2 separate regions of the Mus musculus genome follow, and region 2 is linked to region 1. A link is a contact called in ENCODE Hi-C or POLR2A ChIA-PET data. All regions are on one chromosome and are shown on one strand. The core of a region is the stretch at or near the end of the contact, and the rest is flanking DNA. Distances in the headings are between cores, read along the strand shown. Region 1 holds the start of 4930432M17Rik (RIKEN cDNA 4930432M17 gene). Region 2 holds the start of F3 (coagulation factor III).

Region 1 (7,568 bases), core at 3,525-6,024:
TACCTTCGAGTTTGCTTTGCCAAGAAAAAAGGGAAGGTACCTATGTGAGCTGGCCAGCCTGCTCAGCAGCCAAAGAATATGGGGGCTGACTCAGTCCCAATGGAAAACAGTCCCCAGGTCTGTTGTCCCCCTACGCTTCTCTGAGGGGGACAGCACACTGCTGGGAGGAGACTGCCTGGTGTGATTCATGCCACGGAAGTGGAAAGCCAGACAGACACATCTGGCTCACAGTGTCCTCCCATATCTTTACCTATGCTTACTAACCTAGGCAGCGCTGACACTGAAATCAACGTAGAAACTGGGCCTCCTTGGGCATCCAACCATCTGAGACCCATGGGTGACAAATAAGACCTGGGGGTGCCGTCAGCTTCTTTCTCTTTTTCTTCTTTATGCAATTAGGCTTTTTTTTTTTCCAGAAGGCTAAGACAAGACAGATTCCCGAACTGTATTCATCAGCTCAGATGCAACCAGAGTCCTCTTTGTTATGAACAATAAATGCCATGTAAGGATAATACCAAGAAATCCTAGAATGAGTGGGGCTTGTAGAAATGACATCTAAAGTAGCACCAAATATCTTAGTCACTGTTTCCAGCACACAGCAATTCTAAGTTCAGGACTGAGGGTAGTCCCAGCTCCCGGATTCTCTCACCTGTAATAATGTGATTACATCATTCTGAAGTTAAGAGCCCTTAGAGTGCTTTGCCAGCCTTGAACCTAAAGTTGATTCCTCTAATATTAGAGAAAATTCAACTTAGCAACACCAGTGTTCCTTGAGACAGAGTATAGCTCAAGCTGGCATCAAACTTGTGTAGCTGAGGATAATGCTGAAGTCCTGATGACCCTCCTGCTTCCGCCTCCCAGGTGCTGCAGTGACAATTATATCCCACCATGCCTGGTTCAAAGCTCTAACTACGGAGCGGCTAATGGAAGCAGCAGGTAGACAAAAGAGGGTCCCAACCACAGCCATTCTCTGAACATCACAGTTGAGTCCCCTGAGAGATCTCTGCTGAGCATTTATTGAGAACCTACTGTGTGCCACATAGGTTCTAGGCACCAAGCAAACAAGGACGAATAAAGCAGGTTGTCCACCCTTGGCCTTCTAGCATGAAACACATGAGGAGACGATCATTTACCCAAGCACGAGAATAAGAGGACACTGACCAATCAAGTTATTTGCCGCAGCCTGATTTTTCTCCTGGATTTAAACCTACTGCAATGAAGCAGTGACTCTTGCTTGGATGTTCCTCTTTCTGATTTTTCATACGACGTGGTGTCCGCACACGTGGGTTGAAGAGGAAAGGGTGACTACAAGGCATGTGAATGAGCAGATTCCCCTGTGGACCACCTCCATCATCTCACTGGGGACCTCGGGGAGCTGGAATGGAAAGTGTCTCACCTTGTCCACCCAACAGTGGCTGAGTGTCAGTCACTGGGAGAGGCGCTACTCCCTGATGAGCCTGGCCTGCCCCGGCTGTGGGCTCAGGCTGCGTAGAGCCTTCAAGAGAGGCTAAGACAGGAGGTGTATGGCAATGACCCTGAAAGGAAAGGGAGAGCAGACCCAGATTCATCAGCCTGCTGGCCTCCTAAGGGAGGAAGGTGATCAGGCAGGGCAGGCTAGTGTACCTTAGTATATTATATATCATGCCATATCATATATGATATATTATATATTACATATGTACAATATATAATACACAATATATTGTCATATATTATTATACATTAAATATAATAGGTCATATTATATCATACACATATAACATATCATACACAAACAATGTATTATATCATACACATATACATATATGATATACTATATCATACACAAACAATATATTACATCTTAATGTAATATATACTATATATTACAATATATTATACACACATACTATATAATATTCAAAATAAAATATGATATTGCTGTAACATGTTATATATTGTATTTATTATTTTATTTACTTATGTGTGTGCATATACAATACCAGAGCATATAGCTTCTGGTATTGTTCCTCAGTTCTTGTCCGCTTTGTTTTTTGAGAGAAGGTCTCATCCCTGGACATACCACCCAGAACGGGACTAACTCATCTAATCTCAGAAGTTAAGCAGGGTTGGTCCTGGTTAGTATTTGAATGGGTGACAGGGTCTTTCTCTCATTGGCCTGTGGTTTTCCCATTAGGCTCAGTGGCCAATGAGCTCCACTCACCTCTGCCTCCCCAGCTCTGGGATCTCAGGCACACAACACTGCACCTGACTTTTAAAACGTGGGTTTCAGGGATGAGGCTTCGACCCTCCTTTGTGGCAGGTGCTTTTCCTGCAGGAGCTGTGACTTCAGTCTGAGGTAACGCTTCTTACAGCCCTTTCTTGTGAAAAGATCCCTTTTGTAGCTGTAAATGTTTTGGGAGATAAATTACAATTACCTTGCACATCTGCGATGGCATTTCGTGCCCCGTAGACAGTCTCAGGTCAAGCCGTGAGCCTCTGCATCACGACTCTTGTGCTAGCATTGTCAAAGGTTTATGGGGTTAGGTGCTGGCTAAGGAGCTTCTTGGATCTGCTTTTCAACCCCACATCTGTGTTCTCAGGGACCAGGAAGGGGTCTGGGGACCTTCTAGAGCCCTCATGACACACACTGAGTCTCAGGGGAGATTTCCATGGCATGTCTATCAGGCAACTGGAAGTGTTGGTGACCTAGAAAAGGCCTGACTTTTGGAGGCCTAGGTTGGTTATGATGAACCTGCCTATCTTGGAACAACACAAGTCACCCAGACTCAGCCGGGCTGGCAAAGTCTAAATCAGATCCTGCATCAGGGTCTAAAGTTAATCTGTTCATGTTGGAAGTTAGTCTGCCTGGCCTCCAGGTGCCAAAGAGTTTGTGGTACTAATGAGCTGTTCATTAGCCTTGGAGAAAGCCCAAGCCCAGGCAGGAGGGCAGGGCAGGGAAAGGCAGGGCAGGGCAGGGCAGGGCAGGGCAGACTGCCTTTGCCGTGTGTGTGTGTGTGTGTGTGTGTGTGTGTGTGTGTGTGTGTGTCTGAATAGTTTTGTGCTTGGTCAGCCACCTCCTGTCTGTGGAGTTTGTGATGCCTTCACCACCTCCAGGTCTGTGAGCTGGAAAGGGGAGTAGAGTAGACTGGCATCGACCTACAAAACCGACTCCCGTGTTCTGATGGTGGTAAGGGGAACTTGTGGCTTCTGCTCCTTCAGCCTCCCACTAAGAGCAACTGGAAGGCCCCAGGGGGTCTTTTCAATTCCCTTGGCTCTCAAGTACCCACATGAAAGTGAAACACCAGAGAGTGCAAGGAAGGTGGCTCTCTTCCTTAACAGAGGAGCTCAGTCTGCAGTTGAGCTCTAGTTTTCTGAGCTGGAGGTAGAGCCCAGGGCTCTTTCTGCACTGAGTCTCCATGGATTCAGAGATGCTGTGAGGTTCTGCTCAGTCCTGCTTGTCAGTCCTTCTTGTTTATCTCTAGGCAAACACAGGCCCTGGATTTGAGCAGCAGCTGGCCAGAGAAAAGTGGCCTTGCCCAGACGATCTTGCCTAAAAAACAAGCAATCGGGCTTGAGCTTGGAGCCAATCTCTGACTACAGGACGATGAGTACCTATGCTATTTCTGTGTATTTTTCCTCTCCTTCAGGCGAGTGGGATTCTTTGATGAACTGTGCTGTGCTGTCCAACACATGCTCCTTTTAAGGGCTACAGAACCTTCTGGAAGGGAGCTTAGTCCAGAGAGCACTAGACATTGAACCAGGCCAGGAGAGAAGCACATGTTGGATCTATCTCCGGTCAAGCCACCCATTGCTGAGGCTTAGCCCAGAAGAGAAAAGGTTACCAGCAATTATTATATTTACACACACACACACACACACACACACACACACACACACACACACACATTCAATATATATATGAATATAATATTTGTCCAGCTTTATCCCAAAGCTCATTGAGTGACACTTGGACACTTTTCTACTTCTTGGCTACCTTCACACATGGCATCCTTGGTTCTTGCCTCAAGGAGTTGCTACAAAGCCAAGGCTAGAGGAATCAATGTTTGGGAACCTCTCAGGACAATGTGAGAGCTAGTCAAGTGCATGATATCCTGTGTTAGTTATCTTCTCACCGTTGTGACAGCATACTCGACAAGAGTTCCCACTGGCTCCAGTTTGAAGTCCATCAAGGTTGGGAAGCCATGGTAGCCCAAGTGTGAGGCAGCTGGTGACACCATGTCTGCAGTCAGGGATCAGAAAGAAGAGAGAATGCTGCTGTTCACCTTGCCTTAGCTTTTTTACTGTTTGGTCCCTCAACCGTTGGAATGGTGCCACCTACCTTCTGGGTGGGTCTTCCCACCTCTGTTAACTGAATCTGAAAACTCCCACCACAGATATGCCCAAAAGTATGTCTCTTAGGTAATTCAAGATCGTGCCAAGTTGACAATTAGCAGTAAGCACCATATACCCCGTGTTGGTGAGACTCAGGGCATGTGGGACCTTTAGACAGTGATGGGTTGGAAGCAGCATGCACAGGCATTCTGTAGAGGATGCAGGGGAAAGTGTTCTGGGGCATGGCAAAGGAACTTGGTGCTATGATTCCAAGATCTTCCAAAGGCAGGGAGTCCTCTGGGGGACATAGAGATGCCCCGTGCTGGGAGATACACTCTGGGGGCAGGGGAAGTATTAATCAGATCCAAGTGTGTCAACCTCTGGCTCAGTGGGGTTGAGGAGTTGTATTCTCAGAAGGCCCCCTTTCCCTGTACAACTCCTACCAGATTGAGAATCGGTTTCCTAGCAACCAGGAGGTCAGAAAGAGATGAGGGCTCGGCCTACAGCTCAGAACTTTGGCTTCTTCCTCTTCTGTTTTATTCCATTTATTGTCTGAGTTCATTTGTGCTGTGATAAGAAAATAGACAGACTGGCTTATAAGTAGACATTTCTTTTTCATATTTCTGGGGCCAAGAAGGCCAAAATCAAATCACCAGCAGAATCTACATCTGGGTCGGGTCAGGTCATAGATGATGCCTTTGAAAGTCGGTTGCTTAGCAACTTTCACTTCACCAGTAACCTTACTTCCCTTCTACCATTCAACCTGCCATATTCACAGGCTCTGGAGTTAGGACATAGGCAACATTGGGGCATGAGGAGTTAACCTCCCCATCATATATAGCTCATATTATTGAATTTGATTCATTTTATAAAAATTCCTCTGAGCCTCATGATAACCCAGTGAAGATTCGATCCTACTGCCCATGAGGAGAAGCATAGGGAAAAAGCAGTAGCCAAGAGACCATCACGGGGCTTTGTTCCTGTCTGAAAGGTTAAATAAAGGCTGCTCAATGCCACTTGGGCCCCAAACAAGGTGACTGGAGGACGTGTACCCTGCACTCAGCCCCAGAGGCAGAGACCCAACCCCACCCTTCCAACACCCTTTCCCTGGTCACACGCTCTACTGACCTCAGGCCTTCTCTTCCGAACTGATAAGCATCTTCCACTGCAGGTACCTGGATTTCAAAATCCCAGGTGGCTGTAGGGAGTTTCGGTTGCTGCAAGATATTACCAACTTAAGAGACAAGAAAGATAGTGAAGTCCCTATCACATTTGCTAAGCGGTGAGGTACAGCTTTTTCTCTGCTCTGATCTTCTGGATAAAAAAAATATGTGTTCGCAAGGGTGCTGTAGCCTCTGTTGAGAGAAGAGACGGTGCCTACTCCTCCTCCCTCTAAGGAGGGATGGATCTGGAGGGCTCCCGGAGACTAGGGCCCAGCAGTCGTCTTTGTGCTCCAGGAATGAGAACTGCAGGCCAGCATTCTTGCAACTTGGCTGTGTCTTGGAAGATTGGTATCTAGTCACCTCTGTTTCCGAGTCAGGTTGTATGAACAATTGTTAACAGGCTTCTAGACATGTAAGTGGGATTATGGATACCCCACACTAGACCTGTTTTACTAGATCTTACTGTGCTCTAGAACAGTAAGCTAAGCAAGGCTTCCATGGGGATCAATCAGAGTGCTGGTCCATTCTCAGGCCCCGTTGCCCTATGGAGGCAAGGGCAGGCATGTGGTCCAGCACAGCCCTTGGATGTTGGCTGTTCCCCTATAGTACTCTTTCTCCAAGCCCCACTTCTGAGACACTTCAAAGGCAGCAGCCCTGCCATCAGCCTACCTAAAGTCATGGCGACACCCAGCTATGGTGGTCCCTTTTCTCTGACAGAGTGCCCGGCCAGCTCTTCCACACAAAAGCTTCTCATTCTATTTCTATTCTCATACAACAAGGCTTAGTGGTCTCTTGGTCAGAACAGAACATGATGGCCCAGTAAAGCAGAACCCCAAACATTTAAGAATTCAATGGCTTGTTTATTCTCTTGGAGAAGAGCCATGCTCTCTCAGGAACACTCCACCCTACAACCTTGACCTCCTCCAATACTCATTCATTTAAGATGAGGTCACCTCCCCCCACCACCACCAAAGACGAACTGAAGGCCTTCTTTCTGAAGCACTAAAATGCACACATCCATTCTCAAAGTGTTTTCCATCACAAGCACCATGACTTTCATAACAGAAAAACAACCATCTGTGGTTTTAGGTGTTTAGGTAACAAGCCAATGGACACATTTTCATTCAAGGGGAACCGTTTCTGGTATTCAAACTTTCTGATGGCCTGGAACCTGACACGACTATTTTTTTTCCACAATATTTCAGGAATGAGTGCATAGGAAAATGTGCTGGTTAGCTGGTCAGTTTCTTCTCTCACCTCGACACACTGGCGTCATCTGGGAAGAGGGAAACTTAACTGAGAAATTGCCTCCATCAGATTGGCTTGTGGGTAAATCTGCATGGCATTCTATTGATTAGTGATTGACATGGGAGGGCCTAGCTCATTTTGGCAGTGTCTCTCCTAGGTATGTGGTCCTGGTTTGTATAAGACATATAACTGAACAAACTAGATGGAAGAAGCTGGTCGGCAGCATTTCTTCATGGTTCCTGCCTCCATTGCATCTTGGTTTCCTTCCTTGGTCTCCCTGATTGGGATGTGTAAGCCAAGTAAAGTCTTTCCTCCCCAAGTTGCTTTTGGTCATGGTGTATATTATATTAAAGGAGAACTGAACTAGAGCAGGGCCGTTCCTACCCCACAAGTACCCTGGGCTATCAGAGAAGCCTTGCTACTTAGGTCAAGGTCTTCCCTGCTGCTTCATGACTTCAAGCCTACTGTCCTTGTTTTCTCAGTGTGTGTGTGTGTGTTGGTGGGGAGATGGAGGAGAGACATATCTCCCTCTCTGCCTGCCAGGTTACTGTGAGAACAGACTGGGTTTCAGACAAGGGCAAGTGTGTCAGGGGCTTCACAACATCATCCGCTGACCCTGGTCAAGAGACAGGTTGCGAATCCCTGAAGTTTGAGTGGTTCTGGAGATGGTGGCAGGTTATGTTCCTGCTCAAAGGCTCAGATGCCCTCAAACAGCTTTCAAGAGGTGCCCCAGACAGAGGATCGGGCCTCTACTACATACTAGATGGAAGGGTCGGACAGGACAAGAAGCCAGAATGGCCAAGATGCCCTTTAGCTTCAGGGAAAAAGTCTGCTCATTGCCAG
Region 2 (7,568 bases), core at 2,925-5,424, 53 kb before region 1:
CAGGTCAATGAGGAGACAGTTCCATTGAGGTCCTCCAGGTGCTGCTAAGAGCACAAACCACTTTAAAAGTCTTCAAGGTCCCTCTAGGTTAGCGGAAAAACTCCCCAAATTTGGAAATAAATTCTGCCCCCCCCCAATTTACTGAGGAGTTCCAACAGAAAAGAAACATTCACTCATTGAGTTAGAGGCTGTGTCTGGAAGCTTCTAAATTCAGCTTTGGAATTCAACACACACTATGGACTGGATGGACAGCACGAGCCATGTCACGGTGCTAAGGCTGGGCCGCTGTTGCTTCCCAATTACCACTGAGCCTGCTTTCAGAGAAGACACCGTCCACACTCAGCCAAGGGGCTTGGGTCCCTCAGAGCTGCCCTTTGGCCAGCATCACACAGCCAAGCTCCAGCAGCATGGGTGGGTGTGGGGGACAGGGTCCCCTAGATAAGGTGCCACCTCCTCAGGGAGGTGAATAAAGGAGATTCAGGAGACAGGATGAGCAGAGCTTCCCCCTTCCTCCCAGCAGACTGGAAGAGCCCCCTGCAGACGTGGCACACCTCCATTCCAGGTAGCCTGGGCAGGTACCACCAGCAGTCAGTGTGAACCCCTGGCTTTCCAGATCCCCTTAGACCTGGAATCCCCTTTCCCCTGGGAAGGGTGAAGGCTAGCTCGGGTCTCATGCCTTGACTAATGGCAATGCTTCCAGGATCACCCAGCTCAGCAGCAAGGACCTGAGCAAGGTGACCTGAGCAGTGAGACACCCAAGTCTGCAGGGATCCCCAAGCTATGTCCTCAGCTCTGATGTCTGCAGATCATGAGCCGTGCTCACCTCAATGGTGACCACCTTAAAAACTCCAAAACTTTCAACCAATACAGACTTCTATCTTAAAAAATCAAGACAACCCAAGATATATTCCCAATGTTGTTCGAATTAATTCAAGATATTAGAAAGTAACCATTTCTCTGAAAAACCTAATCTTCATATCTAGAAGGAAAGGGTAAGGTAAATGTTAGATCTATATAAGAGAAATTAACTACTTTAATGACTCTCAACTGTCAGGGTTTGAACTTGTTTTAAGTCAGAGTTTCACTCTATAGCTCCAGTTGGTCTTGAACAAACATGTAGCCTTGAACTCCTAATCCTCCTGCGTCATATGAGCAAGCTGTGCAGGGATTACAGCGTGCCATCACTACCAGTTCAACAAGATTGGGAGCAGAGTGGACATGGGTAATGGATGGGACCCAAGGCTTTGTACACGATAGACAAGAACTCTACAACTGACCTGCATCACCAGCCTTTGAACTGATAAGTTTGACTGTGATGGTAATTATAGATTATAAGATTCATCTCTATTTAGCTATGCATAGCTATACGTGCATATATGCATGCATGAACACACACACACACACACACAAATTCTCTCCCCTTTTGGTTTGGCAATATCTATCAGACAAGAAAGTCATTTAAAGGATCCACACCTGAGAGTTGCATCCTAGTGCTAAATAAGGCTTAACATAAGCTAAAATGGAAAAACAAAGGGTTACAATGTGCCTGCCTTTTGCCTACGATACTCCTGTGTCCTTTACATCGTCACTATTAAAACAATTTCCACACCAGGCAGGTTTCTTAAGTTCCTTATCCATCTCCTAGAATCTATCAGAAACCAAAAGCTTGCCAAAAATATGTGAAAATCATCAAGGAAGGCACCTGGCACACCCTGGTTACCACTTAGAGGAAAAGCACGGGATTACTTGTTCCCGAGAGCTGTCAGTCGGTGAACAGGGCTGAGTGAGCCGAACAGCCCCAGACGGCGCAGGATGCAGACAAATCCTTCAGTGTTTTCTAAGCAGCTCAATGACTCAGGAATTTGGCCTCCACCGAAATCGTGTGTGTATAACCAAATTTCAATTCAACGAGTCCATAGATTAATGAATCAAGCACTGCTTCAGGGCAGTGTAGACACTGGAATTCCTCCTACCTCTCCCTGACATGCCTGCAGCAGCTCAGTCTAGACAGCTAGTAACCAGAAAAGGGCATTGGTGCTTAGAGGAGACTAGCTGCGGACGATCCCAAAGCACACTATGTGCCTGTGTAAGTGGGCTCACCCCTCTATAGCTTATATGCACTTATTAATTTTCTTATAACTACCCTCAAAGAACCAGACACTATGTCATGTATGTCATGTATGTATGTATGTATGTATGTATGTATGTATGTATCTGCATTATTTAGATACAGGGTCCCACGTATTGTAGGATGGCCTGGAACTCCCTATGTACAGCTAAGAGTGACTGAATTTCTACTTCTACTTCCTCCCCGAGCAACACAGTGACCACAGTGACAATTCTATGCTGGGTTGAGTATCTAAACCAGGACTTAGGTGTGCTTGGTAAGCACTCAAGGGACAGAGGTACAACCCCCCCCCCCCCCGCGCCAGTTCCTGTCATATCAGTTTAGCATATGGAATGTTTCCATTTGATGGAACATCACAGTAGCCAGCAGATTACCATGACAACTCTACCATTTGGTAAACAGCCCCATCCAACAACTGACTTCAAAGAGTCCCTATTAGTGCATAAGAGCTAGACGTGCAAAGCTGTTAGCCATCTTGCTTTGGTTTTAACCTGGCTTACCTTATCTGTACAGTGTAGGTATAGTTGGTGGGTTTGGGTTGCCACTCCAAAATTGTCTTGAAATCAGTTGATATCCAAGTTAAATTAAACGCTTTCTCTGGAATGCCTACAAATAAGCACAAAATATCTCGAATTGCACCCAGTTCTGTGGTCTCGACCTTGTGTCTTAAACACTTTCCCAGCCTCTGCCATCAAAGGGAGCACATGTTTTGTTGCCAGTCACAAAAATAACGTTGCTAACTTGTCAAGAGCAGAGGGTGTGTGTGTGTGTGTGTGTGTGTGTGTGTACGTGTCCTTCCCCCCACGCCCCATCCCCGCCCTCAGGGCCATATAGTCCTCTAGGCAACACCCATACTGCAATCCGTGGAAAGAGCTGAAGATCCTGAAGTCCTCCTTTAAACTATTCCAGGGAAAGCCCACTTTAAAACGACACAGAAGGAGGGCCCAAGGTGCCAGAGAGTCCCGGACTCTTCCGAAGCCGTCGGAGAGGCCGCAAGGAAGGGTTTGAATAAATTCCAAACAGGGCTAGTCCCCCACACACGTGAGAGTCAGGAATGCACATAAACGAAAAAAAAAAAAAAGAGTCTAACCGGACTTTTCCCATTGTAATCTAAAATATCTTTACACTGAAATTCTCAAGGAGAGCTCGTCAGACGTGCAGCCCACGTGGCACCTGTCACATGGTGGGATGCTATTCCATTAAAGTGCTGTCATCAACGTCTCGTTTTGCAAGCCCCCTGGTTTCAGCCTCTGCCTCAACTCAGCACTGGGTAGATGTGGGTATGCACTCTGTCTTGCCTGAGTTTACAACAGCCTTGCTTCTATCAGACCGAAACCAAAGGCCACAAGAACACCTATTTATTACGGGAAGGCGCACACCTTGTCAGAGATAACATGCAAGCCACGCAAAGCGCAAAGCACGCCGACTTTGGCAAAGGCGGGCCCACGAGCCTGCCACCTTCAAGGGCCCAACATCTAGGAAACTCTCCCTCAGAGTTAAAGCTGGAATCTCAGTTTTATCTTATGCAACCGCGGTGGACGCACAAAGCAGGCATCTTTAGCAGTGACAACTGCCAGGAGTCCGGGCACCAACTACCTTCCATCCCATTGTTCATTCAAATCCTCAGGGCGAGCGCAGCCAAATCCACAGGTACAGCCGGACACCTTGGTGTCCCCAAGGAACCAGAGCAGCACCCCCCCTCCCCCCCCAGCTAGCCAGATAGGTTCTCTGTTTCCCGCGGGCGGAGCGCCCCCGGCTTCTCAGGACCAATGCCACTCACCTGCACCCGCGGTCACCTGGAGGAGGAGGCAGCCGAGAAACGTGGGCGCGAGAGCCGCTAGGAGGCGCGGGCGCACGAGGATCGCCATGTCCAAGGGCTGGAGGCGAGGTCTCGGGGCTTCAGCGGCGGCGCGTTGGCTACGCTACAGGAGCGATCGGAGGGAGCGAGTGATGGGTACCGGCTGTACCCAGGCTGCCGGGGTCGGCGCGGGGTGCGTTATAAAGGGCCGCGCGGACACCGGCTCCTCTCCACCCCGCGCCGCCTCCGCCGAAGCTCGCGACTCCCCGCCCCCCGGCCCGGGTCACTCGCTTTCGCGGTGGGCGGCTCCCGATCAGTCCACACCCCTGCCCCGCCCACTCCCCTCCTGTAGGAAACTCCGAGACCCCGAAAGGGGTGACTCAACCGTGATTCAACAGCGCCGCGGAGCACCGAGCTGCCCCTTCGGCGCAGGCGGATCCAGGTACTGCGGAGACCCAGGCTCCCGGGCTGATCCCTGGATGACCAGCCTGGGTGGCTGGCTGGGGAGAAAGGAGTGTCATTGAAGGGACTTAAGTTGAAAGTCAAGGGAGTCTTACTTTTCCTCTGCTTTCGATGTACGCTGAGGCCCTAGCAGAGGATGTATCAAAGCCCCTGGACCACTCCTGGTAGCAGAGGGCAGTTCCAAAGCCCTGCCTGAACACGCAGTGGCTAGCAGATCATTCTGTCAGTCCCTTTGGTCCGCTGCACAGGGCGGTGCAGTAAATGCACGTGTCTGCCATGGACAAGGGCCCTGGATTAGGTCTAAAGGCCACTTGGCACCCCACTCCCGTTCCCGAGGTGACCGAGGAACTGCAACATGAAGCCTGAGAGAATTTGAGCGTGACTTCTGTAGCCACGGGGGTTCCAGGAAGGATGATTCTCACGTTGAGGAAGCCCGCAGTGGGTTTGAGTGAATTCCTCCAAAGCGCAGAAAAACAAAAAATGAAACTGAAAAATAAACATTCGGACGTTCCAATTTGTGTTTTCCCTTCCTGGATGCTGGGAATGGACCCAGGAGCCCACCTCTGTCACTGAGCCTAGTGGCAGCCAGGTGTCACTTGCAAGCTTTGGGTTTTCTTCATTTATTTCCTGGCCTCCTGTTCTAGGCTTTGCCGTGACGTTGTTGAAGCCTTAGACGATCACTTATCCTACTGGTAGCATTTGCTCGACAGTGTATCAAACGATTTCTTGTCACTCCTGGTTGACTGTCCAGTTTATCCCTTCTTTTCCAATTTCCCTAATTCTGCGACCCTTTAACACAGCTCCTCATATTGTAGTGATCCCAACCATAAAATTATTTTTATTGCTACTTCATAACTGTAATTTTGCTACGGTTATGAACTGTAATGTAAATATCTGTGTCTTTGGATGCTTTGTACAATCTTCCTTCCTTCCTTCCTTCCTTCCTTCCTTCCTTCCTTTCTTCCTTCCTTTTTTACTTTCCTTGAGTAAAGTCAAACTTGGGTCCACCTTGTAGGCTCTGAGAAGTGTAAAGAGTAACTAAGCTGTCGTCCCACTCACAGTAGCTTTTGATTAGGCTTCCTGCTTATGTCTGAGAATGGACAGGGCAGAACCTCTTAGATAGCCTTCTACAATACCAATCTTGAGGTCAGCTGGTCCGTGTGCTCACTGGCCTAAGTACACAATGTAGCTCTATCTGGTCCTCTACTCCAGGGACTTTCCCTCTTGACCGCACTTTCTTTTACTCCCAACTGAGCAAAGGAAGAGGGCATCAAGAAAACTGTTCAAAGGGTGATCTTTTTTCCATCCACGGACCCTCAACTGTGTTCCTCAGCAGGTGTGGGAAACACTCGCGGTTTGGGGAACTTATTGTTCATAGGCAGAAATATCCTGTTGGCTATTCCTTAAAGCAGACATGCGTGAAGACACGTAGAGAGCCCAGTTTCCTTTTGCATCACCAGTGGTGCAATGTGGCTGATGAGGAGTCTGTAAGTGACCAGGGCACGCTTTTAGCCCTTCTTGTGCACGTTTATAGAGCATGCTAACAGCTTTACCAACCAAGTTCATCAAGTACTTTACATAATCTCAATGGTGCCCTCTGTCAACTTCCCCCATCAAGCTCTTTTAGGGGGAGGGGGGATCAGGTCCCCCCTTTAGCTCTTAGCACAGTTTACAAGCACCCAGGAGGAACTTGACACATTTGAATCAATAAAATTCATTTATGCAGCCACACTTGTCGCTGAGAGTTTTCATTAACATTCACCAGATGAACTCTTGTCGCTGAAGCGCTTCTGTCTGGGAGCCAGGCAGTGAGCAAATCAGATTGGTGAGGAAATGCAAACCTATGGATTCCAAGGACTTTGCTCCCCAGCCAGCCCCAGCCCGCTCAAGGTGGCTGAGGGTCCTTCCGGTTTCTAGGACTTCTACCTGGAGAAGAGGTAGTTTCAGAACAGAATGAAGACGTTTGGGGGCTGCTTTCATTTTTTTCTAACAGCTTACACTCGAGGGTGATTCAGAAGCTGCTCAGTCATGGGATGCAACGTGACTGTTGATAGCCAGGCTTAAAGGCTGTTTAGCATAAATTCCTCAAAATGTCTGTCTTCCCAGGAAAAGGACAGGTTAAGATTTATGACCGAAGGTAAAACTGAAAGTAATTATTTTTTTTTTAAAAAACTGGTTATATGCGTGTGAGATAGTAAAATAAGCAATTTAACCATTCCCCCCTTCCCATTTTTTTTCAGGTAAAAGGCAAAATATGAGAAAATGCCAGTGGAACTTCAGAGTTAGTGAGAACGCAGAGTTCTGAGTCGGGAGAAAAAGTGACTCAGCAAAACCGAAGAAACATCTGGCAGGGTTAGTCATGGAGAAAATGGCTGCTGTGCTTCAGGAGTTTTGTGAAAATAATTATGTACTATCCAACAGTTTATATTTCATCCAAAATTAGGTGAAAACTTGTATAACGTTAACCTGACCATTCAAAAACTGTATTCAAAATACAGTTGCTAGGCCACTAACTTAGTTATCACATAGCACCAAGATTTTGAAAAACACTGTTTCTATCTGCTTATTCACTTATTATTAAGTTTTGAGACAAGTTCTCATTATGTCTCCCTGGCTGGACTGAAACTAGTATAGACCAGGCTGTGTCCAGCTCAGAGAGATCCACCTGCCTTTACCTCCCGAGTGCTGGGATTAAAGGCATGCACCACTGCACCTATCTTTAAGAAGAAAATCTAAAGCCCCATGATTTTAGAGGACAATCTTCCAGTCTAAGTCTTGGGATTTTTAGCACATAAGTACCTGTGCAGACTCAGGGCTAGTAGGCTGCCTATCTTAGCGATCAGCACTCTAAGTTCGAGGCTGTCCTGGTATGGTCTATAAAGAAAGTTCCAAGACAGCCAGGGCTACACAGAGAAACCCTGTCTCAAAAAACCAAACCAACCAACCAAGGAAAGGGAGAAAAAAAAAGAAAGAAAAAAAAAGAGAAAAAGTTAAGTGTTTGTCTTTCCTATCACCAGGGAATAATGAAGATCTTGGTTTGTGTAACTTAATAAATATTTATTGAGGGATTACTATGTATGGGACAATATACCACAGGAACTATGTTTGAGTCTCTCTCTCTCTCTCTAAATAGCTTATAAGTCAGGGAGAAAAACAAATAGACACTTCCTACAAGGATGG

What was found. Hi-C counts contacts between places; a loop is a spot of excess contacts on that map. ChIA-PET counts read pairs that join two places held with the same protein, here RNA polymerase II (POLR2A).
Region 2: POLR2A ChIA-PET joins it to region 1 with 11 read pairs in Patski. The contact joins the promoter of F3 here to the promoter of 4930432M17Rik in region 1. A Hi-C loop is called at or near these places in 2 of 37 maps with a recorded cell type or tissue (Patski and T-helper 17 cell). POLR2A ChIA-PET finds 5 or more read pairs at or near these places in 2 of 5 experiments (Patski and embryonic stem cell).

What each region holds. Positions count from the first base shown.
Region 1 is chr3:121,667,969-121,675,536 of GRCm38, reverse strand. 4930432M17Rik (RIKEN cDNA 4930432M17 gene) reads right to left here and starts at 4,774. Exons shown (of 6, transcript NM_001033814.2): 1 at 4,322-4,774; 2 at 4,116-4,222; 3 at 1,397-1,535. The coding sequence starts at 4,220.
Region 2 is chr3:121,720,143-121,727,710 of GRCm38, reverse strand. It overlaps F3 (coagulation factor III), which reads right to left and starts at 4,174. Exons shown (of 6, transcript NM_010171.3): 1 at 3,909-4,174; 2 at 2,629-2,734. The coding sequence starts at 3,996.